Linked DNA regions of Homo sapiens: region 1 is linked to region 2. The links are chromatin loops, found by intact Hi-C in ENCODE. Cell type or tissue: CD14-positive monocyte. All regions are shown on one strand. Each heading gives the region's core, and the rest is flanking DNA. Links, peaks and the distances in the headings are about the cores only.

What was found. Peaks named below come from ENCODE experiments on the same cell type or tissue, not always from the same donor. Only the 100,000 strongest peaks of a DNase experiment are listed, where the experiment ranks them.
Region 1: it touches region 2 in a loop (2.4-fold over the local background); 5 of 110 quality-filtered maps call a loop at or near these places.

The regions. Positions count from the first base shown.
Region 1 is chr16:31,348,842-31,351,751 of GRCh38, reverse strand. No RefSeq gene overlaps it. Among named protein-coding and RNA genes, the nearest start is that of ITGAX, 4.9 kb to the left of the region's middle. In CD14-positive monocyte, for the core only: no CTCF peak of the experiment used is centred there; a DNase peak (open chromatin) is centred at 1,311; H3K4me3 peaks cover 1,786 bases; H3K27ac peaks cover 2,308 bases.
Region 2 is chr16:31,263,971-31,266,880 of GRCh38, reverse strand. ITGAM (integrin subunit alpha M) reads right to left here. Exons shown (of 30, transcript NM_000632.4): 3 at 1,383-1,486; 4 at 1,000-1,070; 5 at 734-851. Among named protein-coding and RNA genes, the nearest start is that of ITGAM, 5.5 kb to the right of the region's middle. RefSeq lists enhancers at 1,034-1,513, 628-1,827. In CD14-positive monocyte, for the core only: no CTCF peak of the experiment used is centred there; a DNase peak (open chromatin) is centred at 1,360; H3K27ac peaks cover 1,740 bases.

The sequences.
Region 1 (2,910 bases), core at 121-2,620, 85 kb before region 2:
TCCTTTGTTTTCTGTGGAAAGAAGAGAACAGAAACCTGGTGGGCAGAAACCCTCGGATTTCTGGGTCCGTTTCCGCCCCATCTTCACCCACGGGGCCCGAGTGGAGTTACCCTAAAGTTTCTGCCCTTCCTCTCCCTGCCTGCAGTCACTCTCACTTCTCTCTTTGAAGGACAATCCCTGTTGTACCCCCACATTTTCTTAAAATACAATTTATTTTAATTCTAAAGTGTAAAAATACACAAATACAGAGGTACTCGGGAAGACGCTCTGCTCCAAAAACCCACCCTGAAGGCGTGGCGTTCCGGTGTGGTGACAGTTTGGGAGCACTGTCTGGGAAGCTCAGGAGGTGGAAAGAAGAAGCGGGCATGGGATAGTGATATCGGGCGGCCGACACAGGAGCTGCCATGATGACATTTATAGCACCATGCACTTTATTTATTTTCTTAGTAAAAACAATTTTTTTCTTCTCTCCTTTTTATTTTATTTATTTTTTTAGTAGAGATGGGGTTTCTCAGGCTGGTCTTGAACTCCTGGCCTCAGGCGATCCACCTGCCTTGGCCTCCCAAAGTGATGGGATTACAGGCATGAGCCATCTCACTCAGCTTCTTTTTTAAAATTTTAGATTCAGCAGGTACATGTGCAGGTCTATTACACAGGTATATTGCGGGGTGCTGAGGTTTGCACTTCTGTTGATCCTGTCACCCAAATAGTGAGCAGAGTGCCTGATAGGTGGTTTTGCAGCCCTTGCTCCCTTCCCTCCCTCTCCCCTTCTGGAGACCCCAGTGTCTGTTGTTCCCATCTTTATGTACATGTGTACCCAACGTTCAGCTCCCACTTACAAATGAGAATGTGCAGTATTTAGTTTTCTGTTCCTGCATTAATTCACTTAGGACTATGACCTCCAGCTGCATCCATGTTGCAGCAAAGGACGTGATTTCATTCTTTTTCATGGCTGCATAGTATTCCGTGGTGTGTGTAGCACGTTTTCTTTAACCAATCCACCACGGATGGGCACCCAGGTTGATTCTACGTCTTTGCTATTGCACTTTATTTATACTAGCTAATTGAACCCTCACAGCAGCCCCGCGACGGGGACTGCTGTCACCCCTGTTTCACAGATGCAAAACTGAGGCCCTGAGAAGTTGGGTCATCCTCCTCAGGTCACCCAGCTAGTGTGGGCTGAGGACAGGACTCAAGGTGCTGGAGTCTTGACTATTTGGCTAATGACTTTACTTCCTCCTCTCTGCCCTAAACGCTGCCTGTGTCATATTTGTTCCCTCAACCACTCATCCCACACGCATGGGCTGCCCACATGACATAGGCTCTGGGCTGGCCACTGTGAGAAGCAAGACAAACAGGAAAGGGTCTCAGCCCTCAAGGAGTCACACCCCAGAAGGAGATTACACCCCAGAAGTTTTACTAGACAGCACAGTGACTCTGCTTGATGAATCGCAGAGGGAGAGGCTTGAGATGAATTAGGCAGTGCCTGGTGCTCCAGGGGCTGGGCAGGGACTGCTGGCTTCCACACACTGGGGCCGTGTCCTTCTAACATTTCTTTTATTGTTTTGTTTTTCAGAAACAAAGTCTTACTCTGTCACCCAGGCTGGAGTGCAGTGGTGTGATCAGAGTTCACTGCAGCCTCAACCTCCAGGGCTCAAGTGATCCTCCCAATTCAGCCTCTTAAGTAGCTGGGACTACAGGTATGCACCACCATGCCTAGCTAATTTTTAAATGTTTTGTGAAGTTGGGGGCCTTGCTATGTTGCCCAGGCTGGTCTTGAACTCCTGGCCTTAGGCAATCACCCCCACCACCTCAGCCTCCCAAAGTGTTGAGATTACAGGTGTGAGCCACCACGCCCAGCAGTTTTAACCCTTTTATCCCCAGTTCTTCACACAATGCCTGATACATGGGAGGCACACAGTCCATACTTGGTGCATGAATGAAGTGAAAGAATGGCAGAATGTTATCCAGGCAACACAAGGATCTGATAGTTCCAGTCCCAGTCACGATTGCGGCTCAGTTATGTGCCTGGGAAAGAGCATTTGCTGCAATGGTTCTAAGCTGAGGGTGGGGGAGGGGAAGTTAATAATCAGTCTTTCTCAGTGAAGGATAAAAGATGACACTCTCTAGATGAGAGTTCATTGAAGGGAGATACTGCATCTCACTTCTCCTTGTCTCTCTAACAATGGGCATTGGACACCGAGCAGATACAACCAGGGGTCAGTTCCTGTCTGTGGGTGTAGGATGGATGGGTGACAGGAGGGTGGATAGGTTTGTGTGTGGACAGGTGGATGGATGAAAGGATGGGGTGGAGGGTGGATGGGCAAATGTGTGGGTGGGTGGGTGGGTGGGTGAACAGGTGGATGGGTGGAAGGATGGGGTGGTGGGTGGATCGGTAGATGGGTGGGTGAACAAGTGGATGGGTGGAAGGGTAGATGGGTGGGTGGGTGGGTGAACAGGTGGATAGGCGGAAGGATGCAGTGGTGCGTGGATGGGTAAATGGGTAGATGGGTGGGTGAACAGGTGAATGGATGGAATGATGGGGTGGTAAGTGGATGGGTAGATGGGTGGGTGAAGAAGAGACTGCACAGGTTTGAAGCAAATGGACCAAATGCTCAGCCCCCTCACCTGCAGACCTGCTCAATAATTGCATGAATCAGAAGCCGCCTGGAGCAAAGCAAGAGTCGCCTAAGAGGTAAACTAACTTGAATTGGTGTAAATTTAGAATAAAACAAGGATTTAACTTGAGTAACAGGCAACAGGAAACAAGTCAAGCAGAGGAAATCAATGAGAAGTTGGGGAATGTGGGCAACGCATCCCTGGCAGACAGGGAAATGCTGGGTCATGAGCAAAGGGAAGAGGGAGGAAGGAGCTCCTGCTGGCAAAGCCCCGGGAGAAATGAGGGCTGTC
Region 2 (2,910 bases), core at 263-2,762:
AAAAAAAAAAAAAAAAAATCCATACAGTCACTCAGAATCTCAATCAACAGAGGTTTGGGGAACAGGGGTGTGGAAGGCCGCCCCCCAGGATGGTCCCCAAGATTCCCACCTCTTGCCAATGACACCTTGCACCATCCCCTCCTCTGCAGTGTGACCTGGACTTATTTTTTAAAGACAGGGTCTTGCTCTGTCACCCAGGTTGGAGTACAGTGGTGCAATCATAACTTGCTGCAGCTTCAACTTCCCAGGCTCAAGTGATCCTCCTGAGTAGCTGGGACTGCAGGTGTGTGCCACCACGCCTGGCTAATTTTTTTTTTTTTTTGTAGAGACGGGGATCTCCCTATGTTGCCCAGGCTTGCCTTGAACTTGTGGCCTCAAGCAATCTTCCCACCTTGGCCTCCAAATAGCTAAGACTACAGGTGCTCATCACCACACTCAGCTAATTTTTTTTTTTTTTTTTTTTAGAGACAGGATCTCACTACATTGCCCAGGCTGATCTCAAGCTCCTGGGCTCCCAAAGCTTTGGGATTGCAGGTATGAGCCACTGTGCCTAGCCAAGGCGTTTTCCTAAAGTACAAGACCCTAGCACCTCCCTAGCTTCTGACTCTAATGGGACCCAGTTCCCCCACTCTTCTGCACCCAGAGCCCAGACCTTGAGCAGACGTCACCTCAGTCCTGCCCCCTCCCCTGGTCTTTTGCTGCGCATCTGTTCCCTCTGCCAAAGGCAACCCACCTCGGAGGGCCTCTGGGAACTTCTGGGGCTGCTGCCGTAGGTTGGATCCAAACAGGAAGCAGAGCCCTTTCACATACGTGTTCTCACTGCAAGTCTGGTGCACGGTGGGACCACAGGCCTAGGGGACAGGAGCCAGTGGAAGGGGCTGCCCCTGCTTCCTGTCCTTGTACCCCAGCACCTCCACCCTCCACAAGACCCCCAGCCCCACCATGCGTGGGCCCCCAAACACCCCCATTAGGATGCTCCTCTGATCGAGCCCCACTCACCAGCAGCTGAGGGGGGCTGGTGGTGGCTGCCAGGGACAGGCCCAGGGACATGTTCACGGCCTCCACGGGGACTGCGGGGACAGATATGGGCATGGTCACCCTGGTGGGGGGACAGAGAAGGCTGTGGAAGAGCTGGGCAGGGGTCACCTCCATGCGGGAGACAAGGAGGTCTGACGGTGAAGGGGGATCCTAAATCTTGGGAAAGAAAGGAACACAGAGGGGTTGCCTGGGGATGTCTAGGGTAGAGACTGCAGGCAGAGGAGAGGGTACGGAGGCAGGCACCTGTGTCCCCACCACAGATCCCCAGGACACAGGAGTGCCTGGAAAGTCCCTATGTGTTCACAGGGGAATCCCAGTCCCAGCCCGGCGGGGCAGTGACTCACCCTGCAGGCGGATGGGCTCGCATGAGCCTGTGCTGTAGTCGCACTGGTAGAGGCTGCCCCTTTGGTTGGCAGCCACTATCTCCTGGGGGGCTCCAACCACCACCCTGTGGGGAGAAGTGGGAACAGAGAAAACTTCGACATGTGGGGAGAGAAGGAGACCACAGAGGAAGTTCTGCCACCCAGAGGACGGTGGGGGCCCATACCCGGATTCCTAAATTCCTATGACTAGGAGGAAGAATTAGCAAAGAAAAAAATGGGAAAATGTTAAGACTCAGAATGAGAAAAGGTCTTCCTAAGAATGACACAAAAACCAGAAGTCATTTAAAAATAGGACCAGGCGCGGTGGCTCATGCTTGTAATCCTAGCACTTTGGGAGGCCAAGGGGGTGGATTGCCTGAGCTCAGGAGTTCAAGATCAGCCTGGGCAACATGGTGAAACCCCGCCTCTACTAAAAATACAAAAAATTAGCCACACGTGGTGGTGCGTACCTGTAATCCCAGCTAAATGGGAGGCTGAGGCAAGAGAATTGCTTGAACCCAGGAGGCAGAGGTTGCAGTGAGCCGAGATAGCACCACTGCACTCCAGCCTGAGAGACAGGGCAAGACTCTGTCCCAAAAAATAAATGAATAAATTTTAAAAATAAAAATAGGTCAATTCAAGCTGGGCACCATGGCTCATGCCTTTAATCCCAGCACCTTGGGAGGTTGAGGCAGGAGCATCATTTGAGGCCAGGAGTTTGAAACTAGCCCGGGTAACATAGCCAGACCCCATCTCTACAAAAAATGTTTTTAAAAATTAGCCAGGTATGGTGGTACACACCTGTAGTCCCAGGCCAACCATTTTTTTTTTTTCTTTGAGACAGGGTCTCACCCTGTTGCCCAAGATGGAGTCCAGTGGCATAATCATAGCTCACTGCAACCTCTGCCTCCTGGGCTCAAACAATCCTTCCACCTCAGTCTCCCAAAGTGTTAGAATTACAGGCATGAGCCACTGGACCCGGCCCACACAGTCATTTTATTTATTTTTATTTTTATTTATTTTCTTTCTTTGAAACAGATTCTCACTCCATCACCCAGGCTGGAGTATAGTGGTGCAATCTCGGCTCACTGCTGCAACCTCTGCCTCCCAGGTTCAAGCATTCCTCCTGTCTCAACCTCCTGAGTAGCTGGGATTACAGGTGTGTGCCACCATGCTTGGCTAATTTGTGTATTTTTAGTAGAGATGAGGTTTCCTTATGTTGGCCAGGGTAGTCTCGAACTCCTGGCTTCCAGCGACCAGCCCAGCTCGGCCTCCCAAAATGCTGGGATTACAGGCGTGAGCCCCTGCACCCAGCCTCCACACAGTCATTTTCAATAAATTTCTGGGCCAGGCGCAGTGGCTCACACCTGTAATCCCTGCACTTTGGGAGGCCGAGGCAAGTGGATCACGAGGTCAGGAAATCGAGAACATCCTGGCTAACATGGTGAAACCCCATCTCTACTAAAAATACAAAAAAATTAGCCAGGCGTGGTGGCACGCACCTGTAGTC